Linked DNA regions of Homo sapiens: region 2 is linked to region 1. Evidence: chromatin loops called from intact Hi-C (ENCODE). Cell type or tissue: mammary epithelial cell. All regions are shown on one strand. Links, peaks and the distances in the headings refer to the core of each region. The heading gives the core; the rest is flanking DNA.

Region 1 (15,245 bases), core at 5,042-10,041:
CCAGCCCCAGCTCCCTCAGAATTAGTATGAGAAAAGGAAGTTCAAAATAGCTCGAGACTGTAAACACAGGTGACTGTAAGCCTGTGAGCATGGACGTACACACCACCTCCCAAATCTTAGTTTGACTAACATCACAAGTCTGTGTTGTGAACTAAAGTGTAGACCAAGTATCCCTAAGGCCTATACAACATCCTTAATACCTCTTCTTCCTTACCCCAGAAGCAATCCATCACCAGATCCTCCCAGTCTTTCCTCTGAAGCAATCTAGAATCCATTCCCTTCCCTCCAGCTCTACCACCACTCCTAAGCCAAGCTGTGCTCATCTCCCCTGTGGCTATTCACTAGGATGCTCACATCTCTTCCTCAAAATGCAAATCTGAACATATCACCCATCTCCAGAAAATCCTTCCATGACTTCTCAGGTCTCTAATGGTAAAGATAAAACTCCCCAGGTTGTCTCCATGGCCCAGCACAGTTGGTCTCCAGCCACAGAGCAGGTCCCTGAGTTTTCACAGGGTTTATCATCTGCCTTCTGGAGCACACTAGCCACCTCTTGCTTATCCTGCCCAGTCGCTATGATGCAGTTGATTTAATGCATCTGTGTGCTATTCTGTGGGATGTCCAGATTGTCCCTCTCTCTCTGCATAATGACTGAAGGCAAGAGAGTTAATATAACTATGGGGGAAAACTGCAGATGAATATCTTTGTCTGTTCCACATGAATGCCAACTGTTCTGATCCTCTTGTTCCATTGGAATAGAAAAGAACACGTGTGAAGTTTTTAGGTATCCAGTGGTCATGGTGTGCCAGGACATCCCCTTCAAAGTAAAACGCAAGTTGATGCCCATTTCATCCTTCCTACCACAAAGAAGGATGCACAGCACGTGGCAGGGCTCTTTGCATTCTGGAGGCCACACATTCCACACCTAGAAATTCTTCTCTGGTGGTACCGAAAGTTGCCAGCTTTACACGGAGCCTGGAACAGAAAAGGGCTCTACAGGAGGTCCAGGCAGCTAGGCAAATAGCTTATCTTTTCGATCATATGATCCAGCAGACCCTATGGCATTGGAAGTGTCAGTGATAGGTAAGATGCAATACAGACCTCTTTGAAAGCCCCAGTGAAATAATCACAAAGCAGGCCCCTGGGTTTCTGGAGCATGACATCTGCATATACCTTTTGAGAAACAGTTCCTGGCATGTGACTAGGCTCCAATTTAGACGCAATGCTTGACTATCAAGTGACAATACATCTAGAACTGGCCATGACGGACTGGCTTCTGTTAAGTCAGCCAAGTCCTAGTTAGGTAGGGCCTGTAGTACTTCATTGCAAGATAGAAACGGTAACCAAGCTTGGTTTACTGGTGGGTCAACTCAGCGTGTGGGTGGAAGCCAAAAATGGACAGTGCCTGCTTGACAGCCACAGTCAGGGGTTTTCTTGAAAGACAGAGGCAAGGGAAAATCTCCCCAATGAGCAGAACTGCAAGTGCGGCAGCTGCTTGTGGAAGGAGAACTCTACACAGGAGACATGTTCCTGGGCAGCAACCAAGGATCTAGCTGCCTAGTCAGAGGCTGGAAGAAAAAGTCTGGAAGATTGAGGACAAGGAAGCATGTGGGTGGACATTTAGAAATAGGCACAAAATGTGAAGATTTTGTATCACACATTAACACCCACCAGAAAGCATCCACCACAAAAGACAACTAACAACTGAGTAGATTAAATGACTCAGCCACTTCATCACTGGCCATCCTGGAACTGGCACAACAGTCTCATGAATGGAATTGGTCACAGTGGCAGAGATGAAGGCTACTATGTATGCGCCTAAAAGCATGGACTCCCACATGCCAAAGCTGATCTAGCTATTGCTGCCTCTGCCAGCAACAGAGATCCATGCTGAGTCCCAGATATAATACTATTCCTCAAGGAGACCAGCCAGCCACCTGGTGGCAAGTCAATTGCATGAGGCCCCTTCCATTCTGGAAAGGCCAGCGGTTTATCCTCACAGGGATAGAGACGTATCCTGGGAATCAGCTTGCCTTTTCTGCCTACAGAACCTTAGCCGGCACCAGTATCCTCAGAAGTTTACAGAGTAACTGATCCACAGGTATGGAATTCCATCCAGCATAGAATCCAACCAGGGACCCACTTCACAATGGAGGTGAGCAAGTGAGCCTATGACAATAGGATCTACTGGTCATATATATATACTGCACCATCCAGAAGCTGCCAGCCTGAAAGAGCACCAGAATGGCTTACTGAAGGCACAGCTAGGGCACTCGCCTGGAGGCAATAATCTGCAAGGACTGGATGCCATCCTTCAGGACCCAGCACATGCATTAAATCAGAGAGCTATAATCACATCTAAATTACAGCTTCCTGCTATGTCCCCTACAGGAAAAATGCATGGGTCCAGGAACCTAGGGGCAGAAGCAAGAGTGGCTACACTTACCATCACTTCCAAGGACCCACTGGGGAATGTTGTGCTTCCTGTCCCTGAACTCTAGGTTCCGTAGGGTTGGAAACACTAATCCCCAAAGGGGGCATATTCTTGCCAGGGACACAACTACACCCGTTAAGTCCCACTGAACTACAGAACTCTGGCTGCCACCAGGGTACTTTGGACTCCTTGTATCTAAGAATGAGTAGACAAGAAAAGAGTCACCATCATGGCAGAGATGACTGAGCTTGAATAGCAGGACGTGGTCGCGCTGTTTTTATACATCAGTAGGGGCTAAAATAATGTGAAGCCCAAATGATCCATTTGGGTATCTCTTGGTACTCCCTTGTCCAGTTGTAACTCTAAGTGGACATTTGCAGCAACCCTGGTCAAGAAGAGTATGATGACCAAGGGCTTGGACCTCTCAGGAATGAAGGTTGGGGTTATACCACTAAGCAAGCCAAGCCCCACTGAAGTGATAGCTGAAGGTGATGGGAACTTAGGATAGCGCAGAAGGGAGAAGGTAAGTACCAACCATGGCCCCAAGACTAACTTCATCAATGGTGATTGTAATTTGTTCCCCAAAGCTCCCTCTTCTAGGTTTCCCGTCGGGAAACCATGGAAAGAAACATGGGTGCATTGTGGAAAAGAGGATCTGTGCAGTATAAGGGGCAGACTGTGCAGGTTGTGGAGCTGCATCACTCAAGTCTCCTTCAAGAAAACCTGACAAAGTGCCCAGAGGAGTCATAATTAATGGCAGCCCCCAGCTGCTTCCCCTGTGAATGCAGAAGCCACACTTCCTCTAGGCTCTGCTTCTAGACAACAACTGAGCACAACAGGATTACTGGTGTGCCCAGTCTTGCCCAAAGTGGACTCCTCTCATGAGCAGCTTTTTGCCAGGGACTCCCCATCAACTTCACTGAGATTCTTCTCAGAGCTGGTCTATGGTCTAAGACTTCCTTCCCAGTCCTTCCTCCCTCTGTCCTCTCCCAGGGGTCAGCCTGGCCCCTGGATCTAAAGCCTCTCCCTGCCTACTCTTGCTCCCTTGCTCTTTAGCCCTCACAGGTGTTTCCTTTGTCTTGGCATCTGCTTCTCAAAAAAACCCAAGTTGACAGAAATAATATATGATCTCTCAAAGATAGAGTACCTCTACTAAAACATAGGGGCTAGCCGGGCAAGGTGGCTCACGCCTGTAATCTCAACACTTTGGGAGGCCAAGGCGGGTGGATCACGAGGTCAGGAGATTGAGACTATCCTGGTAACATGGTGAAACCCTGTCTCTACTAAAAATACAAAAAATTAGCCGGGAGTAGTGGCACGCACCTGTAGTCCCAGCTACTCAAGAGGCTGAGGCAGGAGAATTGTTTGAACCTGGGAGGTGGAGGTTGCAGCGAGCCACAGATAAATACATAAAAATAAAACATAAGGGCTTGGCCGGGTGCAGTGGCTAACGCCTGTAGTCCCAACACTTTGGGAGACTGAGGTGGGCAGATTGCTTGAGCCCAAGAGTTCAAGACCAGCCTGGGCAACATGGCAAAACCCCGTCTCTACAAAAAATACAAAAATTAGCTGTGCATGGTGGTGTGCACCTGTAGTCTCAGCTACTCAGGCTGAGGTGGGAGGATTGCTTGAGCCTGGGAAGTTGAGGCTGCAGTGAGCCAAGATTGTGCCACTGCACTCCAGCCTGGGTGACAGAGTGAGACCCTGTCTCAAAGAAAAGGGTGGGGCAGCGGGGTGGGCCAGGCTTGAGGGGGAAGGATGGGAATAACATACCAAAAAAAGTTTAACTGTTTTCCATGATCATAATTGGTAGTAGAAGCATTAGTATTGTTATTCTGAGATGGCTGTGTTTATAATGTGGGATAAAGCAAATGGTTAATTAGGGGATCTTCTTATTCTACCAATTTCTCTGCCCTTCAAACCTAGGGTTCTCATTATGGAAAAAAGAGATACAGATGTAATATATAAGAAGTTAAGCCAGGCATGGTGGCTCATGCCTGTAATCCCAACACTTTGGGAAGCCAGGCAGGAGGACTGCTTGAGCCCAGGAGTTCAAGACCAGCCTGGGCAATGTAGTGAGACCCTGTCTCCACAAAAAATTTAAAAATTAGTTGGTTGTGGTGGTGCACACCTGTAGTCCCAGCTACTCAGGAGGCTGAGGCAGGATCACTTGAGCCTGGGAAGTCAAGGCTGTGTGAGCCATGATCGTGCCACTGTGCTTCAGCCTGGCCAACAGAGTGAGACCCTATCTCCAAAAAAAAAAAAAAAAAGTAAAAGTATGTTATAGTTTGGTTTGATCCCTCCAAATCTCATAGTCAGTTTCGCCACGCTGACCAGGCTGGTCTTGAAGTCCTGACCTCAAGTGATCCATCCACCTCGTCCTCCCAAAGTGCTGAGAATACAGGTGTGAGCCACTGAGCCCAGCCTCCTTCGTCTCTCTCACCCCTCTCTTGCTATGTGATTCTGCACACCCTTCCTCTTCCACCATGTGTGGAAGCAGCTTGAGACCCTCACTAGATGCAGGTACCAGCATCATGCTTCCTGTAAAGCCTGCAGAACGATGAGCCAACTAAGCCTCTTTTCTTTAAGAATTACCCAGCCTCAGGTATTCCTTTGTAGCCGCATTAAATGGACAAAGGCACCCTATAATCCTGAATTGGAATCAGAAAGAACACTGTAAAATCATGGGGTACCATAGATGCATGTGTGTATACACACTCATGTATACATACATATTTATATATGCATTTAACATATATAATTCCAAGACCTTCACTATCTTTAAAAATACATATTTACTATATATGTTTCTAGATGTCTATATTAAATGTATAAAAATGTTATATTTAAATATAATCAAAGCTCTGTCTACTGAATAGGCCTAGAACCAATGATCTACCAGTAACAATGAGAATTTCTAGTGTCCAATTATGGTCTTGCAATACCATTTCCCACTTAAGGAAACCAGGGCTTTTTGGAGAAATGACTGATTCCAAGTCTAGGACAGAAAATGAATAAAGTGAGCCTAGAACATCTTGCAATACCAGAAAACAAAGCAGATATCAAAGACAACTAGAGTTGTGTCAGAACAACTCAGGAACCAACTTAAAGAGGCTCCCAAAGGCCAAAGGCAGGACAATAAAGATAATAATTGCAATGAGATGAAGCCTATCAAATACATCTAAACTCATGAGTTCATAATATTGTTTAAAAAATAGTCACCTTCTGAGGATAACAAAGAACCAGTTCATATCTTAAAAGTTGGGTAAATAAAAGGAAAGAATTAAGCACTTATCTGCCTTTCCCACACAAACTCTACTGGGAAATCAAACAGTAGATGAGAGACAATGTCTCCTTATAAAATTATTCCATCTAATAAATGAAGAGAAAATGATAGATTAGAATATCCCCATGCTGCAATCCCCAGTGAATTACTTGCTGGATGTAGGCATTGAGCATCAGTGGCTGCTAACATAACAAAAGTGAAAAACAGATGTTACGTGCTTCTTGCTAAATGAGCACACCACTACCTAGAGTCTTATCAAAGGGATCAACCTGAGGCAAATTGTCTAGATCTAGCTGCTGATCTGCAGGAAATGCTGAGGATAAAGGAGTATATTGAACTGCACCACGGGCATGAAATGAGCAAAAACCCAGGCTGTGAAAATCTACAGATCAAATGGCTTAAAATCTTCAACAATTTGTAAGAAAAGGAAAGGGATGGAGGGGACCCTTTAGATTAAAAGAGACTTAAAAGATGTATCAAGTTTTTTTAAAAGGACAGTAAGACTATAGCATGTAGGGATGCACATCTGGGTGACAAAACAATAAAGAAACTCAACGAAATTATTACTTATAAAAGTTAAGATGGAAGAAGGGAGGTGCTGGGACTGTGATGGGGAAGGGGGAACATGGAGGACCCTGGGGGGCTGGCAAAGTTCTATTCTTGACCTGAGTGGTGATTATAAGGGTGCTTGCTTTATAGTAATTCCCTGAGTTCCTTTGCTTGCTTGTTTATTTACCAGTCCCTGAAATCACAGCCTGGGAAGCCCTGAAGTAGAGCAGGTGCAGAAGCTGAGGCAGGCAGGGCTGCTTGCTGAGTGAACCAAACACACCTGATTTACCCAGGACCACTGGAGAGGCCTGGCTGGGCCCTACACGGAAGAACGCAGTTGACTCAAATGTCCTTGAAATCTTGAGCTACTAAACAGGTCTGTTCTCTTATATCACACATCATTCCAAAACAGATTTGCAGAAGATTACAAAACAAAACACAGTAGAAAGTGAGTAGGATCAGCTGTTACAAAGAGCAAGGAAATAGTTGGTCCCAGCACCTGCCTTAAGGTAAGCTCAGGCCTAGGCCCACAATATAAACACATACAGCTGAGTTCCATGCTGCCCTTCTTGCCCAGCCAAGAATCCCACTTCCTGCTCCAGAGGTACTGCCTACCTTCCTTCCCCTTTCCTCGGCCTTCTCCGAGAGAACTAAAGCTCTGTCCGTGGGCTCCAGGCAGACGGCTGCAGTGTGGCCTCTCACCCCCTCTGCAGGCAGGACGCTGCGCTGCAGCTCTCTGGGCCCTCTCCTCATCTCTTCAGAAGCATTTACCACCTGCCAGGCCCAGGGGATGGAGACAGGCAAGAGATCCCCCTTTTCCCTCTGGGAGCTCACGGTGCAAGGGCTGAGCCTGACACGAAAGCAGGCAATGACAATCCAGAGAGGAGATGCCAGCATCTAAGAAAATGAAGGAGCACAAGGATGGAATGATTAACTGCCTAGGGAGATTGGGGACACTTCACAGCAGGTGACTGCTAAAGTAAACCCTGTACAACAAACACAAAGTGGGTGAAGGGGAGGCATTCCAGGCAAAGGGAAAATGCATGCAAACCAGGAAAGCATAAAAGAGGGCACTGATTGGTCTGAGGTGCCTGACTTGATCACGTTACACTTCTTCTGGAGCTTCCTGCCAAAGCAGCCTGAAGAATAAAAATGAACGAAGCTGGACCTCTCATAAAGGTCTCCCACCTGCCATCCCCAGGAAAGCAAACCTTTCTTTCAAGAGCTTCCCCCGACCCCCAGCTTCCCACACCTGGTCTCCCTTACCCTCTCAAGAAAGGGCCCATCCTGTCTCAGTCAAGTGACAACCTCTGCACCCCTGGCCGGGTCTTTTCCCTCCTGTGTCTCAGTCTCCTCCTCTGTGGAGTGGGGAAAGAACCCTGTCTGCATCCATGTGAATCAGCCACATAACAGCTAGGAAGGCTCCTAGCACTGCGGGCAGAAGGACCCAGGAGACCCCAGGCCCTCAGGGGCATCCTGGGCAGGCCACAACCCCGAGCCTGCTGGTAAAGAGAGGTGATGCCACAAGACCATCCTCACAGATGGACCCAACTGCACCCGCAGCCACCCACTGCTCATAAACCTCCATAAAAATCAGTGATCCATGCAGTTTTTGTTTCAGGTGTTTTATTAAGTGGGCCATACTGTAGCTGGTTTCTAAGTTGCAAAACATAAATTTAATAATAATAACATAGCCAGTTAGATTGTGACAAGCTTTTCCTTTCCTTAAAAAAAGAAAATACTTAAAAACACACAATGGCGGGTTAAATAAATAAAACATTTTAAAAAAGAAAAAAGAAAAGAAAAACCTGTTAAAACATGCTTATGTTTACTTCTGTGAAACTGTGCCAACAGGAAATGTGGTATTTGGCACGATGACACATCCCGGCATGTCTCCTTCCCAAACAATACTGACAAAAAAGAAAATACGTGGGACTGACTCATCGGTGCTTGCTTAGAGGCACTACTAAAAATCCCTTTGATTGGAGCATGGGGCTTCCCGCGCAGCACACCTGTGTGTGGCCTATGAAAGCCAAATATCCATAATAATGTTAATATAGAAAAACATTAGTTTAAAAATGATGTGGAAGGGCCTCATTAATGCGACGGGGCAAGGAAACATAACTGTCCCGCACGCAGTGCCACAGGCTCAGTCCAGGGAGGCCTCAGGCTTCCAGCATGTGGCCACGGCGAGGGAGGGCACCAGCTTCAAAATAAGCGGCACCAGCCTCGCTCCCTCTCCCTATCACTCTTTCACATGAAAGTGTGTAAAAAGCAAATCAGCAAATAAACTCTAAAATAGATTATTTATTCCAAAAATCCTCTAGTTTTCTTTTTACAGTGAGTGTACATTTTGTCTCCTACTCCTGCACAATCGCTTAAGTCCCTTTGGGAAAAAAGGTCAGAGCTGCAGGGTGAGTCTTTCTCAGTCCTGCTGCTGGCTGGTGCTGGGAGGTCAGATGTCGATGCCCTTGACAAGGGACGTCTCCAGCGTGATGTTGAACTCCTGCAATGTCTGCAGCACACGAATCAAGGAATTGACAAGTGTATGGTCTTTGATCAGTGCCACATCCTCATACATGTGTGCAGTGATGGGGCAGTCAGCCAGCAGGGCAATCCAGTGGTGTAGGAGGTGATCTCTGGCAGAGCGGGAGCAGTCCAGGCAGGTCAGAGGGGCAAAGGAAAAGGAAGAGAGAGCGTTAGTGCAAGGCCAAGGGGGAAACCATGAACTAAGTCTGAAGCTGGAGAAGCTGACAGCCCCCCACACCCCCCTTTCCCAAACAGGGACTGGCAAAGAGGTCTTTCAGCTCCAGGACACCAAACAAACCTGACCCAAATCAGCCCTGTCATGAGCCTCCAAGCCTCCTCCTCCCCTGCCTCCCTCGCCCTGCCTAGTCAGCCCCACCACTGGTGTCTCCCAGAGCTTCTCTCCTCCCACAGCTACCACCACCAGGAATAATAATAAGCACTAACCTCACATAACACTCAGCATGTGCTGGCACTGACATAAGAGATTTAATCTTCATGATAACCCTGTGATATGAGGTAGGTACTATTATTATCCCCACTTTATAGATGAAGAAAGTAGGGTAGATGGAAGTTAAGTAGCTTGTCCAAGATCACATGGCTAGTAAATGGATAACTTGAGATCTGAACCTAGTGAATGCGGTTCTGGAGTCTGTTTTTAACCACTATGCCAATTCTCTCCCTTTATGCAGCCTGAATAAACTGCCTTAAGTTTATTTGAGCTTCATGCTCTCTCACCTGACCTACAGGAATAGCCCCTAATAATCATGTCCACTCTAATGCATACCACCCATAATATCAGATTAATATTACTTCAGTCCCCTGATGAAACAACTTTGTACTAATATGAAAAGAATCTTTCTCTGTCCCAGCTCAGGGGCCCTACCCTCCTTTCAACTGTGTTTCCTATTACTGCCCTTGCCACGTTCTGTTATTTCCTTCCATTAAAGGCTCACTTAAATACCAACTCCTCCCTGAAGTCTTCTCTGATCTTTCTCCTCTACCTTTTCAGCATATTGTATGAATGTACACTTCATTTTTGGACCCTCAAAACCTTCTTCCATGCTCTGTATTTAATTAGGACAAGTAAGCTTCTAAATGTTGGCCAGGCATGGTGGCTCACGCCTGTAATTTCAGCACTTTGGGAGGCCAAGGAAGGCAGATCACCTGAGGTCAGGAGTTCAAGACCAGCCTGACCAACATGGAGAAACCCCGTCTCTACTAACAATACAAAACTAGCCAGGCGTGATGGCGCATGCCTGTAATCCCAGCTACTCGGGAGGCTGAGGCAGGAGACTCACTTGAACCCAGGAGGCGGAGGTTGTGGTGAGCCGAGATCACACCATTGCACTCCAGCCTGGGCAACAAGAGCGAAACTCCATCTCAAAATAAATAAATAAATAAATAAATAAATGGTAAGGGGCCACGTTTTATTCAGCTGTCTTCCTACCAACTTCCATAAGGCCATTTAAATGTCTAATGAAGGAATAACTAGATATACTCTGCTTCAAACTTCCCCAGTGGTGTGATTTTGATCTTTCCTTTCAAAATGGGGCCCCTCTGCCCCGAGTTACATACACGTTGTCATCCCTACCCCGACAGATCACCACACACATAAGTCACGTGTTGCTTAATGACAGGGATACAGTCTGAGAAATGTGTCATTAGACAGTTTCGTCACCATGCGAACTTTATAGGGTTCTCATACAAACCTAGATGGTAGAGCCTACTATATGTCTAGCCTGTTGCTCCTAAGCTACAAATCGGTACAGCCCTGTCACCAGCCCCCAGGCCTGCTCTTCTACACTTCTCCTGGAGCTTCCTGCCACAGCAGCCTGAAGAATAAAAATGAAGGAATACTGTGCTGAATACCGTAGGCAACTAAAACACAATGGTAAGTATTTGGGTACCTAAACATCTCAACCTATAAAAGGTACAGTAAAAACAGAGTATAATCTTATAGGACCATCATCCCATAAACAGTCCGTCACTGACAAATGTTGTTACGCAGCACATTTTATGCAGTGTGTGACCATACACGATACACAGAGGAAATTCAGGGCTTCTAGGAAACCTTCTAAGGCCTCATCTCCCTAAGGGCACCTGATGAGCCATTCCTCACCCCTGCACTGCACCAGGCCTCCAACACCACCACCAAGGCTAACCGCTGTGCACTCTGGGCCCTGGGTCTGCAGTACCTGGCTCCCAAGCACACCAGCATCTGAAACTTGCCATCCTTGCCGATGTTCCGGGGAGTATTGTTGATTGCAGTGACAAATCGGCAGAAGTTCCGGGCTCTTGTATGCCAGTTTTCCTCAGGGACTACTTCATTCTTCTCTAATGTCTCATAATAGGTTTGTGCTTTTTCTGTGAAGAGTAGAAAAGCTTGCCAGTGAAAAGGCTCTCAACACCAACCCTGACGGTCCTACAGGCCACTTGCCATGGGCCTCTCCAAGTCCACACAGGTAACTTAATGAGAATAGCACAAGTGTTCTGATGTCACTGGTCATGTTTCAAAATGATCCTTAGCTTCCCTATCCTTATTTTTTAAATTTATGTATGTGGCCCTTGATATAAAGATGTTCTTTTCCCTAGTCTGAAGACACAAAAAATTCTGAGGATGGTTTCTTGCATGAAAATTCTCCATATGGGTGCAACACAGGGCTTGGGGCTCCAATACGCTCAACTGGACTTTGGGATCTATAAGGGGAAAGTGTGAGGACTCAGGACTAAGTCCATACTAAATAACAGATGTCTAGAAGAATCTTTTCTGTGCAATTCTCAAGAGGTAAGCATTTACCAAGGACGGGGAGGAGAGCTCTTGTCACTCCCTTCAAGAAAAACCAGAGCAAACAAATGAGATCTGAGAGTCACCTAATTTGGGTTCTGCCTCTCAGAGTGGTCAGCACCCATGCTATGCTGGTGAGTCCCCTTATATCTCTACATGCTTCTCCCACCCTCATACTCCAGCTCAACTCACCCAGGAAATCCCAAATGAAGACATTTTTGAAGAGCCGGGGCGATTTAAATCCATGCTGGAAAGCCTGTTCCAAGGCCGAGACAAGGCCACACTCTCCACAGAGCAACAGCGTCAGACTGCCTCGCTACGTAAGGAAACAGGGGAGGGTGCCAGGCTTGTCTCAGCCGAGCTGCCCTCCCACCATTGCATCCCTAAACCCACAGCCCAGAGTTGGGAGGGCTGCAAAAGACAGGCTAGGACTTTGTCTGTTTCCCTAACACCTGGCACAGTGCCTGGCTCAGAGCAGCTCCCAGTGAAGAGCTGCTGAATAAATGGATGAAAGAAGAGATGATGGATCTGGGTCACACACAAGGAGATTCTCCACTGGAGGACAAAGCCAGTGTGGCCACTATTCAAGGAGACCCAGGCAAATCTAGAAGAGGACAGGAATAGGCACTGTTCACTAGGGGCCCAGGGACTCTATTGGGTCATCAGTATGGAGGGAAAACAGGGTAACCTGAGGCAAAGGCCCCCAGAGGAAGGAGTCTGCTCCATCTCCAACTAGCTGAGGCACACACTCTACAAGACTCTAGGGTGTCCACAGCACATGGGCCTGGAAGAGCATAACAAGATAATCGGAAAAACAAAATTATTCTCTCTTATTCAATGTAAGGCCCTGGATTGGAGGGCAGGAAGGCTCACCTCTTTCTCAGGCTTATGGAAGTGCTTCACAATGCCATTGACTGCCTCCCCGATGGACTCCTGGATCTGCCCAGTGTTCAGCTCTAATAAAAATCAAGCAGACATCCCTAACCAATCTCTGAGGCTAACAGTGCTTAGCTGCCTGAGCAGGAGACTGAGGACACGGGGAGGGCCCATAGGAGAGGCAGGGCAGCTGGACCCTAGGAAGCAGAGGCGCTTGCCCACCCAGCTTTGCTGATTTAGCTCTTCCGCAAATCTTGGGGGAAAAACACAAAAGCTAACACCTTAGAGTTCTATCTCTAAGAAATGCTGGTAAAGTTTAGTTTCCATTTTACCTTGGAATTGTGGGTAACCAAAAGAGAGCCAAGCCTTGGCTGTGAAGCCCAGGAATCAGGCAGGGGGAGTCCAGAAAGTAGGCCCCTCTCCTTTAATGGATCATGCATGAATATATACAGCGCCCAGGTTTGGCAGCATGAGTTCTCTCCTCTCCTGCCAGCCCTCTAAGGAGAGTGCCAAATGCTCTCAGTGATTCATAAGAGAAGGGTGCCATATGTGTGAGGTGGCTTTGTTAGCAGAAGTGTTTCCTGAGGCAGCTGCACAGGCTGGGACCCAGGTTCCCATTATCAGGGCTCACAGAGATCCACCCATTCCCTAGACTGTATGGCATGAGGGCCCAACCCCTCCTCCCACTTACTGGGCTTGTTGTTGGGTGAGATGGTAACAAGCCTCCGGATGACACTGGGGGACTGCTGCAGCGGCGGGGTCCGGCATGGCCTCTCATCCACCTCAGGCTGGGATGTGAGCAGCTCCCCAACTAGGATCCGCTCCAGGCTTCCATCATCCATGCCCTTCCCTAACCACCGGCCACACGGGAACCTGAAGATCAGACAATGGACTGTCAGAGCAGCCAGCTCCTCCCTGCTGCTCACAGGAAGAGCCATCAACAAAGCCAATCCCTGGAGATAGGCTCTGAAACCAGGATAGAGACTCCTTCAATGCTCTGCTGGTTCCACCATGTATCATCAGAGAATCACCCTGAGTGGCATAGGTGGCCTGGGATCTGGGCACAGCAATTCCACACATCTTCACCTAGAAACCCTCCTTCTGGCTGGGCCTGATGGCTCATGCCTGTAATCCCAGCACTTTGGGAGGCCGAGGCGGCCGGATCACCTGCGGTCAGGAGTTCAAGACCAGCCTGGTCAATATGGCGAAACCTGTCTCTACTAAAAACACAAAATTAGCTGGGCGTGGTGGTGCATGCCTATCATCCCAGCTACTCGGGGAGCTGAGGCAGGAGAATCGCCTCAGCCCAGGAGGCACAGGCTGCAGTGAGCCAAGATCACGCCACTGCACTCCAGCCTAGGTGACAGAGCAAGACTCCGTCTCAAAAAAAAAAAAAAGAAAGAAAAAGAAACAACAGAAGAAACCCTCCTTCTACTTACTTTCAAGTGTATGAGGCAGAGCCAAACAGGAAGTTGCCTCAGGTTATCACAACCTAAAGGGTCTCCTTGGGAACTCCACATACCCAAGCATCGAAGAGCTCCTGTAGATACACCTTGCCCCTCTACCTTACAGCCTGAGGGTATACTTACTTGTAGGTATGTCCTGTGATCTCATTCCTGACCATCACATACTCCACCAGCCATTTGGCATACAGCCCAGAGTTATCATGGCCAATCTGGACAGTAGTAAGCTTCCCCAAGTTCTGGCACTATTAGAGAATAGAGAAGATGAGGTAGGTCAGGAAAATCAGAGAAAAGAACAGTAGTTCTCGGAGGCACAGATCTGACTGGCTGCCTGCAACCTGACCCCTCAGCATCTGCAGGCTTAGAGGTCATGGCTCTACATACCGCCAGAACTGCGGTACAGCACTATCTCATGGGGGTGCCCAAGGCTGAGAAAGAAAACACTCTACCTAGAAGAACAGGGTCAGGGAGCAAGAGATTCTGGAAGTGGGTTCTGAGGTCTCTGGGAACAGGTGGGCTGAGTAGCTGAAAGAACTCCTGGGGACTTCTCAACACACTATGCATGGAGAGATGTGCATGTCCAGACAAGTAAGTGCCTTCCAAACATTGTTTAGACAGGGTGGGGTCCCCCTCCTCAGGGTCAGTCTTTGGATCCAGCCTCAGATCATCTCAGGAAGGTCAGCTATGCTGAAGCATTACACTGTACATAGCAAGCCCTCTGAAAAACCCTGCAGAAAACTCCCCAAAGCGGCTGTTGCAAACTCAGATCCCCACAGAGCTGTGGCCCCAAATAACACATACCTCGAAGGTCATCTCTAGCACATTCCTGGGAATCTGCATGATCTGTGTCTCACCCAATTCTCCTGATATACAGATCCATGGGTTGGCAGTGAACATGGAGCCCCCCAGCTTCTTGCTTGGTACGATCAGAATGTGGTACGGGATCACTGTTTAGGGGAAGCCACAAAAGTATTGAGGAGAATTAGGAATCTTTCCCATACCAGATGGGACTCTGACCTGCTCCAGGAAGGCTGGCACAACTGTGGCTCCTGCTATCTCAGCTCAAGCAGAGCCCTGGAACAAGAGGGCCCCAGGACCTAGTCCCTGGCTAATGTAGAATATTAGCCAGCTACCCCATGGCCCCTCCTCAATTTCACTCCTCTCAGGCTTACCACCCAAACATCAAAGATCCAAGCCTATCTGTAGGCTCAGAACTAAATGAACCTGTTCGTTAAACAATATCCCCAACTCCTAACATTGTACTGAACTGCTTTTTAGAGCACTCTTCAATCTATCATCTCATGAACCCTAATAACAATCATA
Region 2 (15,245 bases), core at 6,219-11,218, 61 kb before region 1:
GGGATATGGCACATCTTGAGACAAGCCTTTGCACAAAATAAATTCCCCACCAAAAGGTAGCTATTATGCTTATCCTTATTAGAAGTTAAACAGAATATTGAAGGTTGAGTGAGAGTCCACCACGCCAGGAAGGCAGGAGGGCTTGGGAAAGGCCTGGAGGCATCAAAGGATTTGGGCTGTTCTCCAAAGGCAAGGGGAGTAGTGTCTGCGGAAAGGAGGCAGATGAGGTTTATAGGGGAAGCAGGACCTGGTGGCAAAGAGCTGTGATTGCCAGATGAGGACATTTGGTTTTATTCTGTGGGAACAGGGAGAACTGCCCCCCAACATTCACACTCCTTACTCCTGAATTTCATTTCCTCCTGATGAGTTCCTTTTTAAAATATCATTTCCCTTCCCTAAGGGAGACCACCCTTCTGCAGTGAACAAGTACTTGGTAGAGGTCGGTATCCCGTGCTAACTGCCTTCCCTGCTGCTGCAGCCGTGCCATGAGGTGGTGCTTCTGAGCTGGGCCACAGAAGGCAGCCTGTGGAATACGACGGTTCCCATGGCAGGTGTGCACTGGCCCATACTTACAGATGCAGTCTCTCTGGTTCTTGGCCAGCTCAAAACCAGGCCTGCACTCACAGGCGACGCTGCCCCTTGGGGCCTCCTTGCAGATGTGACTACAGCCGTGATCCTTATTCATGCAGCTCAGGCCCTCTGAAAAACAGCAGTGTGCGACAGGTGACTAGGCTGTGGTCAGAATCCTGAGCCCTGGGAGAGCGGCAAAGGGCTAAGGGGTGGCCCACAGATCTGTCTGCTTAGGTCTCCATCAGCCCCACATTTGAAAAGTATATGTCATTAAAGTCAACCTAGGCCAATTAATAGACATGAAAAATTTATTCTGTCACCCAAGAGATATGATGTCTCAACTCTCCTAACGAGTTGGGAGCCTTCCCAATACACTGGAGCTCTCTATTGCATGCAGGATCAGAGCCTGCTGACCCCAGGAACTGGTACTCACGCTCTTATCTCTGCCATGTCTTTACCCAAGAGCTGATCAAGAATGTAAAGAGAAAAGGAGAATCCTCCTAAGAAAATGTTCAGATAGAATGATCAAGATTCTCAATTTTTTCACATACTCTTGAAGATAATTTTCAAAACATTTCAACGCCCCTCTCTGCCCCCACCAATCCCACCCTTCTGAGGTGAGTGTGACTGTGGCATTTTGGCATCCTCGTACGGGCCACATGCCCCGGGATCTGTCTTCTGTGACCACCCTCAGCCACTCCCTTGATCCCTCCCTCAGGGCATAAGCCTCTGACAGCATCACACAGCAACAGCAACAAGAACAGAGGGAGGGAGAGAAGAGACAGAGAGAGAGAGAAGAGAGAGAGAGAGAAGGAGGGAGTGTGCTCGTGTGTGGTAGCTGCTGTACAATTCTTTTGAGGTATACAGTAAATTCTGATTAGGCTTAACCTTGTAGTATGATGGTGGGAAGGGGAACAGCTGCTTCTGTTCTTGCAGGGCTCGGCACACATCTAAATGAGGGGGCACAGCAAGGTAACTGCCCGTGTGGTTTACCAGCATTCTGCCTCATCTCAAAACTAATTCTTTGAGATCCTGCTGCCTACCAGCATCCTGAAGGAATTCTTTTCATACCCTAGAATACTTTCAAGACATCTGCTCAGTTTATACTTTATTATTAATTACCTGTTCCTATGTTGCTTCTTTGCATTCGTGCAATGTAACTCTAAAACATCTCTGAGAGTAGGGACTTGGTTGTCATTGGCTCTCTATCAATGAGACACTCTAATACTAGTAGGGCACTGTTTTCAACACGAGTACAAAAAGGTTGCTTTCACTTCTCTAGAATCCAACACCCTTCTATATTGTGCCCCTAAAACCTTAGCCAACAGGTTCTAGTGAAGTCAAAGTTCTCTCTCCAGCTCCCACTCCAGAGCTGTCAAACTGTGCTTAAACGGAACAATTGTTTTAATACAAACAGATGTCATTCCTATTCCAGAAGACAGTGCAAGGGTTAATATATCCCATACTTTCTGGAGTCTCTCTTAAAACCCTCTTGCTCTTTTGCCTGACAGTTATGAGCTGCCTGCACTCCAGCACTCAGTCTGCTGGTTGCTGGGATTCATTCATCCATGCCAAGGGTGGCTGTCAATTAACACAGAAAGAGACTTGCACTGGATTGGTGGAAAGCTTTCTCTTGCTCTGGCTGGTAATTCCGAAGATGTGATTTGCACCCCAGTACTGAGATGGCGCGGGAGGTGACAGCTGCCTCTAGAAGCAGTGTCCTGTCTGAGAAGGCCCAGAAAGCGTTGTGTTTGTCCTTGGGTCAGCCGAGCATGGGAAGTAACTAGTGCTCGGGGGTAAATATAATACTGCCCAAGAAATGGGGGCAGGAACACCTGGAAAGTACACTCCCAAACAGGCCAGCTGCTGCTGCTTTTTCACTCTGTTTACAAGACTGTTAAGACATTTGCAAAGTGACCTTTACTGCCTCAGAGTAATTCACCTACACAAGAAATATTTCGTAAGAATGCCTGTATGCCAGATGCCATTGTGATACACAGAGAACCTACCACCTAATGTCCTACCACATCAAGCTACACCTGAAGTTACCAAGACATAATAGAGACTTAAATGGCTCTGGAAACGCTGACAGCTTTTCAAGAAGTGACCTCAAAGCCTTTGTAGCACTCTGACTTAATGCAAGACCACTGCTGGGGTGAGCAGATTAATCTGTTCCAAACTAGGCAGCCCAGCAAATGGCCCTAGCTCTTTCCAAAATTGGTCTGGTTGTCACGTCCAGGATGGTTCGTTCACCAGAAGGGAAACAGCTCAGAAACATTGGAAATCCCCCATTCTGGTGCACCCCAAGATCAGGGCTCCACTGAAGATTATTTCTGGAAACCAAACAAAAATATGCCTTGTGAATTGGGAGGAAAACATGACATAAAACGGGTAACAGGTCCTGCTGAAAGCACAGCCTCCACTTTGCCACCCTGACACCTTCCCTGTTGCCCTGAAAAGGCATCAGTACACCATCTAAATATTCTCAGAACACACAAAACAAAAGAGGAGTGCTCATTCTGAGAGCCTGAGCACCCATGAATAGGAACAAAGGCGGGCCGGGGGTGATGTGCTTCTCTCCAGCCTACCCTCATTATATGGGTGAAAACACACAGTCTCTTTATCACAGCTTTGGAGTCTCTAAGGATAAAAAAAAATAAAATAAAAAATCAGTATCTTGAGCTTTCCCTCAGAGTCAATGATTATGATGCCCTATATTAAAGAACATTTGGTAAATAATTATTAAAAACAACAGCAATAGAAAATACTAGCTTCCTGTGTTACCTTCTTTTAATCACTTTGAAGGTATCCACTGTGGGTTTTGTTTTGTTTTGGTTTGTTTTGTTTGTTTTGTTTTATTGAGGTGGAGTCTCACTCTGTCGCCCAGGCTGGAGTGCAGTGGCACGATGTCAGCTCACTGCAAGCTCCACCTCCCAGGTTCACGCCATTCTCCTGCCTCAGCCTCCTGAGTAGCTGGGACTAGAGGCGCCCACCACCACGCCCGGCTAATTTTTTGTATTTTTAGTAGAGATGGGGTTTCACCGCGTTAGCCAGGATGGTCTCGATCTCCTGACCTCGTGATCTGCCTGCCTCGGCCTCCCAAAGTGCTGGGATTACAGGTGTGAGCCACCACGTCTGGCACCACTGTGGGTTTTTAAGCCTACAGTTTCATAGAGTTTAATGTGCATATCAGAGAGGAAATCCTAGAAGAAAACTTTTTACAGGCTGTTCTATTTGAAGAATCAAAACCCTAGGATGCAAAGGTTCTCCGTTACCAATTGCTATAATCTGTTGGCTGACACTCCCATGAATTTGCCAAGCAATCAGGTTGAAACACAACAGAAAATCACAGAGAGCACTTCCAGACCACAACGCAAATTCTTAGATTTTGGTTTTAGTTCCAGACAAAAATGTTCACTTCAAATACTCTTTAGGGGATCCAAGAATGTCTGAATTGTAGAAAATTTAGAAAACACAGTTTGCAGAAAGGAACTGCATTTGTATTTGCTTCTGGTATGAGGAGCCTGTGTCTCTAATCAGTCCGGGGGCTTGCAGGAGGGGAGAGTGGGGCTGAGCCAGGGCTCTGGAAGTACAGGGATAAGAGGTGATCTTAATCGCTACCAGCTGCTTTGTAACTGGGTGGGACCCAGACCGTGAGGGCTCAAGCGATGGCTTTAACCTGCAGTTCCCACATCCCTCCCCAGCCACCTGCAGAGGAAGCCAAAGTGACTTCCCAGGAAGCAGCTTTGAGCAATCAAAAGGAGAGATGCCCTGAGATTCGGATCACTCTGTGCCACTGGCCTCCTAATTCATTCCCATCTCGAATTTGGCCTACATTGGACAAGAGTGCAGGGCACACCAATGACCCCAGAGAACCTGGCAGGAAAATGAAACCCAACTGCTACTTTATCAAGGGCCACACCTGGCACAAGATAGGAAATCTGCCTGATCAAAGCCAGTATGTGTGACTTCCCCGCCCCAAACGCTGAGAATGAGCAGGCTCTGGGTGATGATAGCCATCAAACCCATTGGCCCCTGGGGGTTCCTCTGACAATTTTTCTTGGTACCCAAACAGGTATTCTAGTTAAGTATAAGGTGTGAGCTGCCATCCTTGGAAAATGAGACAAAAATCATCTTCCATGAAGAAACCCTTGAAAAGTTACCAAGACCAGGATTAAAACAATCTATAAATTTGTGATTAAATAGTAGAAGAAATTAAAATGACCTCATTCTTAAGTAATGGGAAAGAATAAGCAGCACATGGCCAAAGGGGTTAATAGGCTAGTATTTAGGGCACTTCCCCTAAAAATAGGCAGATGCAACTCCAAGAGGAACACAGCCACCAAAATGTGACTCTTTAGCTTAAGAAAGAGCAGGGAAGAGTTAAAAGGATGACATTCAGTTAAAAATAACTGATTGGCCACATGTACTTAATGCCCCTTCCTCTCAAGAATCTACTAAGTAACAGAGGAATGAAAAAAGGTATAAACTCAAAGCAAAGAGAATGAAGAGAAGGACATCAGAAGAGAAGAGTTTCCGGCAAATTTACAGAGGAATGATAAATGGTGACGTAGGCGAAGGAAACCACAGCACGGAAAGTCCAGGGAGGGAGCCCTTCTGCCCCTCGGAGCTCAAAAATGCAAAACATGGAAGGGCCGGATCTAGCTTGGGGCTGAAAACAGGGCACTTCATTGAAAGTCTGCATGGGAAGGATCCAGCCTCCTCCCTACCCACCCAGAGCAGGGAGCAGGCTCATACTGGTGCTGTGGTTTTCAGCACCTTTTTGAAAAACTTGGCAGATCATCCACTATATTGCTCCTGAGACATCTAGTCATGTTTGAAATGTATTCTATGTAAAGATTAGAATCAGAAAATGTGAGAGTTTGAAAGGACCTCAGAGCTCACCCAGTCCAGTGCAACTATTTTGCCAGGTGAGGAAGTTGAAGTTCAAATAACTTGCCCACGGTTACCCGGCAGTGGAGTCTGGACTCGTCCTCAGGCCTCCAGACTTTCTATACCCTGTGCTTCCCCTCTAGAGTCAGTGTGTGTGTGCGCGTGCAAGGGAGAGGGTCTCAGATGTGGCTCTGCCCCCATCCACAGCTGGGCAGAGGTACCTTCCGAGCGGTGAATGCAGGTGTGCTGATTGTCACTCAGGAAAAACCCCTCCTTGCAGCAGCACTCATAGCTCCCCATGACGTTGACACAGGTATGCTGGCAGCCGCCATTGTTCTCCAGGCACTCGTCCACATCTGGAAGGAGAGAGGGATTAGCCTTTGCTTTGGTGACTGTTTCAATGCCCCACCTCACCCAGCAGCTCAGGGGCCCTGCTAAGCAAAGATGAGGTTCCTCTTCACGTCCCTGCACCACAGAAGCTTTCAGAATCAAAGCCGGTAAGGTCCACAGACAACTACCCAGTCCTTACGGGTCTGGGGCTCACTTGGCCAGGACCGCCACATGGACACAAGGTCATCAGCTCAGTAAATATTTGTTGAACATCTTCTCTTTCCACAGCATGGTGCTAGAGGAGACAGCAAAATATAGATAAGGAAGATAAAATTCCTTCCCTTGGCCAGGTGTGGCGGCTCAAGCCTGTAATCCCAGCACTTTGGGAGGCTGAGGCAGGCGGATCACCTGAGGTCAGGAATTCAAGACCAGCCTGGCCAACATGGTGAAACCCCGTCTCTATTAAAAACACAAAAATCAGCTAGGCATGGTGGCACATGCCTGTAATCCCAGCTACTGAGGCAGGAAAATCACTTGGATTTGGGAGGTGGAGGTTGCAGCGAGCCGAGATCATGCCACTGCACTCCAGCCTGGGCCTCAGAGCGAGACGCCATCTAAAAAAAAAAAAAAAAAAAAAATCCTTCTCTCTAGGAGCATGCCCTTCAGCAAGAGACAAATATACAAATGATTCTGATATAAGGTATAAAAGGTGGTACCAAGGAAAGAAATCACATCTGGTCATGGGGTATCGGGATGAATTAAGGATAAGCTAATAAAAGATGGGCCCTTAGGATTGTCCAATTATAAATCAGGAAAGAAGGGATTATAGGTGGAAGAGAGCGTAAGCAGTAGCACAAAGGCTGGGAGGCATGAAGAACATTCAGATACCAGTGGGTCAGCCCATGTGGTTGGAGCATAGGGCACATGAGGGAGGTTACAGGAGATACAGCTGGGAGGACAGACTGGGGTCACACTGTGGGATCCTGAATACCAGGCAATGAAGTGCCTACTTAATTTGGGAAGCAGCTGGGAACCACTAGAGTAGGGGAGAGAGTCTGGCCCTTCACTTTGAGAAATACAAGGCAGCAGCTGAGGGCAGGACAGAGGGAGGGGAAGAATGGGCAGTCTGGGAGTCCAGCTTCACACATGCATCTGCAACAGCCACAGCTAGCGCTAGTGGCGACAGCACTGCGGCTGCCAGGGATGCTGGGAACCAAGCCAGAGAAGAAGACTGGGCGGACAAGGTGCCTGCAGGGCTGGGAGCCTTGTGGGCTATGGGGTGGGCATCATTAGAGGATGGAAAGTTGACACCAAGGCCTTCTGGAAGGGACACATGGAAGGCCAGTGCTGGGTACAGAAATGGGAATGGAGATATGGTTGCCCCTGACCCCCAAGGCAGGCAGGTGATCTGTCTGAAATGCTGAAATGTAGGGCTAGGTCCAGTAGGCAGTGGCAAACCTCAGTGGGGAGCTTGGAAGAGAATCTGGTGGTGTAAGCACAGCTTTGGAAATCATTTATTTGTAGTTGCCTGATAAAGTGGTGGAGCTTGATGAGAGAGCCAAAGGCGGGAGTGTGGGAAGGGAGCAGAAAGGAGACAGCCAGAGGTAGAATCCCGGACCCTGCCAGGGGCAGGGAGGAGGCAGAGGAGATGGCAGGAGTCCCAAGAGCCTCCAGGGAAGGAGCCAGCAGAGAGGTAGGGAGGGAGGAAGCCTTCTGCCACACACTGTCAGGGCGGCCTTAGGGGACCTTCCTCCCACTCTGCCTGTGATACCCTGTGCACAGCTGTATTGCTACACTTACTGACTTGCAGCCTCAAAATCCTTTACTCATCTACCTCTACTAGATTGCAAACTCCTTGAGGACAGAGATTTTTGTTTTAATTAGCACAGCCCTGGAATACAGCAGGCGCTCATTAACTATTCAATGCATGAACAAACAAGCAGGAGAGGATAGCATCACCCGAGCCAGAGAAGAGAAACTTCCAGAGAAGTTTCAGACAACAAAGGCTCAAAGAGAAGGCTGATATAAAAAATCAATTTATTTTCTCCAGTCTAATTTCTCATGTGCTAATCACTAGCTCCTGGGCATATCCATAATAATCATAATAATAAAACCTCACATTTAAATATCTGTTATCTGGTTTCAAGCTTCAGATCTTATAGTCCTCTGTCCTCCCACACTACTGAGCAGATGTCTGACTAAACTGATGGGACTCAAGCCATCCCCTGAAGCCTAACAAACTTGCCCTTGTCTATGCCAAAGGGTGAAGGAAGCACATTCCAGAGGATGAGCCGTGCTGGAACACACCTGGCCTAGGTGTTCCACAGCAAGACTCAAGGTGAGCAGGAGAGGTCTGTCTCCCTGAACACCAACTCCTGGATTGGCTGCGAGTAAAGATGTGCTCCCCTCTGAGCTACCACACCCCCACCCCACGTTTAACCCCCAATTTCTTTTCCCCAAGGCAATCAGAAATGTGTCATTCAGCTAGCTGATGCTCTGTGGTTGGATAAATACAAAAGTGTGTGTCCACGTACGCAAATATCTATCACTAAGCTGGTGAGCTTCTCCAGACCATAAAACAGTGGTTCTCAACCCTGGCTATGTGTCAGAACCCTGAGGCCTGGATGCCACCTCCAGAGATACTGACAGAGCCAGTCTTGGATGAAGTCTAGGTGATGGTTTTTTTTAAGCTTCTCAGGTGATTCCAGTGTGCGGCCAGAGTTAAGAACAACTGCTACAAAGCCAAACAGCTATGATGAGCTCCCAGACACTCCAAAAATAGAAACTGAAGGCAGATGGGGTGAGCTGTATAGAAGAGCTGCCTTTCGTTTTTCAGACTTGCAGGCATTCAGGATCTTGAAGTGCTCTGTGTTTAGTGCCAAAGCTTAGTGGTGTTTGTACCTTGTGTCTTCTAGCTAATATATTTGTGGCTAATGTGTGGTTAGGAGGCTGAGGAGATTGAAGGGGTCATCCCAGAGAACTCAGGAGAAGTTAGGGCTCTGAGCTTCTTTTTTGCCACAAACTGGGTCAGCCCTTTCAAATCTGAATGTTGGGGAAGTGTCTATGTGTGCCGGTCCTACTCTTCCAAATGTACTTCATTTTCTTGTGCCTTCCTTTTAAAGAGTCCTTACCCCATTCAGAAATACTCAGTAGATGCTCAAGGTCTCTCTGCAAGGCAGATCCTTGCTACTGAGTCCACAAAGAGATCCCACAGAGGGGAAATGGAGATACTCTGTGCTGATAATATCTGTGTTATCGGCAAAGGCAAGAAAAGACTCTGCCTTCAGGGTTTCCAAGCAGGCCAATACTCAGAGCCGCCCACCAGCCCTGGCCCAGGTTCCTAGCCCCTGGATGGTTCTTGCTCTTAGGAACCTTATACTACCCCCCGCCACCCCGGGCTGTGGATTACAGCACAACAGTAATGATGAAGTCTGCCATCAGATATGCATCCTCCAAATGCCCTCATTGGCAAGTCAAAGGGAAATTTCCCCCTGAAAATGGAAAAAAAAAAGAGCAACCCATGTGGTATGCCTCCCAACAAATCACACACTGAAAGTGATTCCATTTGTCTGAGTTTTTAATTAATACTGATTCCTGCTCTCAGGATTGTCTCTCAAATATGCCTTTTTGTGGTACTGACTGCCTAGAAGATTACTGGTTCCCTCACCTGCAATCAAGTCTTACTGACAGCTGCAGGCTTGGAAAGCCACGTGATGTGTCACCCAAAGCCTGATCTCTCACACAGGGCACCAACAGGAAATAACAGAGTCCATCAGGATGGAGCTCCAGGAGACACTGAAGTGGGATAAAGGTCATATGAGGGTTAAGTCCCAAATGGAAATAACCTCTCCTCCACTCCAGAGCCCCAACACACAACACACAAGTTCTGTCTGGACTTTTTCTAGTTCCTTTTATGCAGATCTCAAAGCATTTAATCAAAGGGCCATTCCTACCACACCATAAGGGGGCGTCTGAATGGCTGTCCCCACAGAGCCAGGGCCTGGCTCCGCTGCTCCTTAGTTGGCCAAGTAGACCTCAGCAGGTTATCCATATGAAGGGTCGTGAGTGTCAAAGGACGCTGATGCCATATTTTCCCATGATGTTCTCCTGTACAACTAATACCAGCCTTAAAAAGCAAACCACAAATACCTATCTGCCAGGAGTGCTGCATCCTCTAAGACTATCCAACACTCAACCCCATGCAGCTGCTAGCTGCTTCTAAGTTCTGTTTTATTCCTGGCATAAGGAATGAATGTAAACAACACTCTTTGTAGTCTCTAACTCAGGGGCTAAAACTCCAACAGATGTTTCTGTTTTGTGGAATACTAGGAAGATGTTCATGGAAGATTTCTGTTTTAGTTTCTCTCTTTTTCAAGAAAAAAAGGGGGGTCTAGCTGGCTGTAACCCCAGCACACATTTGGAGTCTTCAGGACAAGGAGTTTTTCCAAATTCTAAAACAGAAACACTTACAGCATTGAAAAAAAAAATGGTTATAAGTCAGGACTCTCAACACAAGACCAAAGATCTTAAAAGGTGACAAGCCAATGCTAGAAAGTCAATAAATAGTAATGACGATGTCACCCATCTCCTTGGACTAACAGAAGATTTATGTTATGAATGATCACATAAAACTGAAACATTTTACCTCATTTTCTATCACGGAGTCTGACTTCCAAGGGAGCAGAAAACACAAGGCTCTGAGCCCGTTTTTGTCTTCATGAGGAGGTCTTCACCAAGGGAAAGAAAGGGGTGGGAGAGTGAAGGAGAATTGCCATTTCCAAATGCCTTCCTTACCAAGACAATTATGACCGTCATGAGCCAACATGAAGCCATCAAAACAAGTGCAACGATAATTGCCTGGAATATTCAAACAGTCATGGACACAGCCTCCATTGAGCTCATTTCCACATTCATCGATGTCTGAGGAATAAAACAGAAGTAAACCAGACAGGTGCTATTTCTTTGATGTGAAAACATATGCACTTACCTCCAGCCATTCCACTTCTAGGAATCTACCTGAAAATACATCCCTAACAATAGGAAAACAAATACGCACAAGGTTATTCACTGCAGTGTTGTTTCTAATGACAAAATACTGTAAACAACCTAAGTTTCCATAGATAGAAAAATAGTTTAATAAATTATGGTACCTCTACTCCATGGACTACTATGCAGCTATTTTAAAAAAAAGAGAGAATGAGGAAGATCTCTGTGAACTGATTTGGAGTAATTTCTAGGATATACTATTAAATGAAAAAATCAAAATTAAAAGAGTATCTGTAATACGTTATCTTCATGTAAGAAATAAGAAGATATAAAAACACACACAAAATTTCAGGATACGTTTTTGTAGAACTTGACAAGCTTATTGTAAAATTTATATGGAAATGCAAAAGACTCAGAAGAGCAAAAACAATTTTGAAAAAGGAGAACAAATTTGGGGGACTTTAACTCACTATAAACCTACAGTTATCAAGACAGCATGGTACAGGCATAAAGACAGAGGTATAGATCAATGGAACAGAACTGAGAGTCCAGAAATAAATCTTTCTACTTAGGGCCACTTGATTTTAAACAAAAGTGCTAAGGTAATCCATTGGGAGAAATGCTTGTCTTTTCAACAAATGGCACTGGTTTAATTGGATATCCATATTCAAAAAGATGACTTTAGATCCTTATCTCATCCCATACACAAAAATCAACTCAAAATGGATCAGGGATCCAAATGTAAGCATTAACAATATAAAGCTTTTCAGAAAAAATATGTGATAAACATCTTTAAGATATTGGGATGGCTAGGCATGATCTTTGGGTGCACTTTGGGAGCCTGAGCCAGGAGGATCAATTGAGCCCAGGAGTTGCTGACCTGGGCAACATAGTGAGACCCCCATCTCTACAAAAAATAAACAAAATTAGCCAGATGTGGTGGTGCACGCCTATAGTCCCAGCTGCTTGGGAGGCTGAGGCAGGAGGATTGCCTGAGCCCAACATTGAGACCGCAGTGAGCCAAGATGACACCACTGCATTCCAGCCTGGGTGACAGAGCAAGACCCTATCTCAAAAAAAAAAAAAGGAGAAAAAGAGAAAAATCTTTAAGACATTGGATGAGGTTAAAATTTCTTTGATATAATACCAAATACACAATCACAATTTTTAAAATTAATAAACTGGAGTTTATCAAAATTAAGAACTTTTGCTCTTCAAACGGTATCATTAAGAAAATGAAGACAAGCCACAGATTGGTAGAAAATATTTGCAAATCACACACCTTATAAAGAACTGAAAAAAAACTCTTACAACTCAATAAGAAGATAAACAGCCTAATTTTAAAATGGGCGAAATATTCGAATAGACATTTCAGCTACAATGATATGCAAATGACCAACAAGCACATGAAAAAATGCTCAACGCCATTAGTTATTAGGGATATGCAAATTAAAACCACAATGAGATGCCATTTCACATTCACTAGAATGGTAATAATTAAAAAGATAGACAATAACAAATGTTGACAAGGATGTGGATAAATGGGAACACATACATTGTTGACAGGATGTTGATGGGTATGTAAAACGGCATAGCCACTTTGGACAAGAGTTTGGCAGTATCTTTTCTTTTCTTTCTGTAAATGTACAGTTGGATATAATTAAAACAATCATAATGTTGTGAAACCATCACCACTATTCATCTCCCTAACTCTTTTTATCTTGTAAAACTGAAACTCTGTGCCCATTTAACAATAACTCCTCATTTCCTCTTCCCTCTCTTCCCTCAGGCCCTGTTAACCACCATTCTACTTTCTGACTCTATGATTTTGACTACTCTAAGTATCTCATATATTTAGAATCAAACAGTATTTGTCTTTTTGTGACTGGCTTGTTTCACTTAGCATAATGTTCTCAAGATTCCACCATGTTGTAGCATGTGACAGGATTTCCTTTTTTAAGGCTAATATTCTATTATATCATGCCTGTAATCTCAGCCACTTGGGAGGCTGAGGTGAGAGGATCGCTTGAGACCAGGAGTTTGAGACTAGCCTGAGCAAGATAGCAAGATCCCACCTCAAAAAAACAAACAAACAAACAAAAAAAAAAAACCAAAAATATTATTTTGTACATAACACATGTTGCTTATCCACTCATCTGTCGATGGACACTTGGGTTGCTTCCACCTTTTGGCTACTGTGAATAATGCTACGAGCATGGGCATACGAATATCTCCTCCAGACCCTGCTTTCCACTCTTTTGGGTATACACCCAGAAGTGGAATTGCTGGGTCCTATGGTAATTTTTTTTAAAATTTTTTGAGGAACTTCCACACTGTTTTCCATAGTGGCTATACCATTTTAAATTCCCACCAACAGGTGCACAAAGCTTCCAATTTTTCCACATCCTCACAGACATTTATTATTTTCTATTTTTTTGATAGTAGCCATCCTAATGGATATGAATAGTAGCTCCCATTTGTAGTTTTGATTTGCGTTTCCCTAATCATCAGAGATGTCGAACATCTTTTCATGGGCTTATTGTCCATTTGCATATCATCTTAGCTGAAATGTCTATTCAGATATTTTGCCCACTTTTTAATTGCGTTATTTGATTTTTAATGTTGAACATTAACAGTTCTCTACCTATTCTGGATATTAATCCCTTATAAGATACATGATTTGCAAACATTTTCATCTATTCTGTGAGTCGCCTTTATATTCTGTTGATATTGTCTTTTGATGTTCAAAATTTTTAAATTTTCAGGAAGTCCAATTTGTCTATTTTTTCTTTTGTTGTATGTGGCTTTGGTGTGATATCCAAGAAATTATCTCCTCGGCAGTTTCTTAAAAATTTAAACACAAATACAACATATGACCCAGCAATCCCACTCCTAGGTATATACCCAGAAGAAATGAAAATTTATGTCTATACAAAGACTTTCATGCAAGTGTTCACAGCAATATTATTTATAATAGCCCCAAAGTAGAAACAATCAAAATGCCTATTAACTGATAAATGGGCAAAAAAAATGGTATATTCATACAATGGACTACTATTAAACGATAAAAATGAATGAAATGCTGATATAAGCTACCACATGGACAAACCTCAAAAGCATTTTGCTAAGTGAAAGAATCCAACACAAAAGACCGCATATTGTATGATTCCACTTACGTGAAATGTCCAGAAAAGGCAAATATACAGATACAGAAAGTAGATTACTGGTTGCTTGAGGCTGGGACTGGGAATGAGGATTAGCTGTACAAGAACACGGGGAATCTTACTGAGATGAGGAAAATGTTTGTATTGTGATGGTTGCACAATTCAGCTGATTTACTAAAAATCACTGACTTGCACAATTAAAATTGGTGAATATTATAGTATGTTAATTACACCTCAGTAAAGTTGTTAAAAAGTTGCAACTTTTCTGAAATCTAAAATTATACATTTATCTGCTTATTAGTGCAAAATAAATATAGAAAGGTAAAACCAGAAACTACAGAGATTGGTGACCCACAGGGCACGGGGAAAGGGTGGAAAGAATGAATACAATTAATTGTATACATACAATTAATACATGTTTAAGGAATAAGGGAAATGCATGGAAGGAGGGGATGGAAGTGAATAAAAGTGGAATACGAAAAGAAACAAATGAACCTAATGTATTATAAACTAATAGTATAACCATACTGAAGAGGATGGGGAAGGAAAATATTGACCTAAATAACACTATGAAAAACAACACCTTGCTTGGATGCTTTAAGGCTAAAAACAAAATAGCTGTATGCTATACTCTAGTAAATATTGTACTTTAGTTAGTAAATCTGCTTTACTCACAGGGTTATGGACTTATAATTCTGTAAATATCTCTCCCGTGTATTAGGACTGAACAAAGAGGTAAACACATTACAGATAATGAGCGCCAGATTTCTCACTGTTGGAGAAAGTTACGAATAAGCAAAGAGAGAATAGAATGAATTTTTTTTTTTTTTTTTGAGATGGAGTCTCACTCTGTCACCCAGGCTGGAGTGCAGTGGCACGATCTTGGCTCACTGCAACCTCCGCCCCCCAGGTTCAAGCGATTCTCCTGCCTCAGCCTCCCGAGTAGCTGGGATTACAGGCGTGCTGTAATTTTTGTACTTTTAGTAGAGACGGGGTTTCACTATCTTGGCCAGGCTGGTCTTGAACTCCTGACCTTGTGACCCACCCGCCTCGGCCTCCCAAAGTGCTGGGATTACAGACGTGAGCCACTGCATCCGGCCTAGAATGAATCTTGTGGTAATGGTTTGGAATCCAAAGTATCAGTGTTAACTAATTGTTTTTAATATATATACAGATGAATAAATAAAAGGAATAAATATAGATACGTGTGCATGCGTGGATGAGTATGCGTACATGTATTTCCCAGGTAGGAATGATGACACCCTAGTAGCAATGACAACACCAAACATCCAGATCTTGGTT

Evidence for each region. Peaks named below come from ENCODE experiments on the same cell type or tissue, not always from the same donor. Only the 100,000 strongest peaks of a DNase experiment are listed, where the experiment ranks them.
Region 2: a loop joins it to region 1, with 7 times the contacts of the local background. A loop is called at or near these places in 5 of 110 quality-filtered maps.

The regions. Positions count from the first base shown.
Region 1 is chr11:9,130,947-9,146,191 of GRCh38, forward strand. It overlaps DENND5A (DENN domain containing 5A), which reads right to left. Exons shown (of 23, transcript NM_015213.4): 17 at 14,724-14,869; 18 at 14,049-14,167; 19 at 13,151-13,332; 20 at 12,457-12,539; 21 at 11,776-11,899; 22 at 10,994-11,162; 23 at 7,879-8,908. The coding sequence ends at 8,725. Among named protein-coding and RNA genes, the nearest start is that of SCUBE2, 47 kb to the left of the region's middle. RefSeq lists enhancers at 7,073-7,262, 8,076-8,370. In mammary epithelial cell, for the core only: a CTCF peak has its summit at 6,979; DNase peaks (open chromatin) are centred at 6,955 and 8,185; H3K27ac peaks cover 1,025 bases.
Region 2 is chr11:9,068,797-9,084,041 of GRCh38, forward strand. SCUBE2 (signal peptide, CUB domain and EGF like domain containing 2) reads right to left here. Exons shown (of 23, transcript NM_001367977.2): 3 at 10,588-10,713; 4 at 5,685-5,819; 5 at 574-699. Among named protein-coding and RNA genes, the nearest start is that of MIR5691, 14 kb to the right of the region's middle. RefSeq lists an enhancer at 2,624-2,713. In mammary epithelial cell, for the core only: no CTCF peak of the experiment used is centred there; a DNase peak (open chromatin) is centred at 8,105; H3K27ac peaks cover 1,538 bases.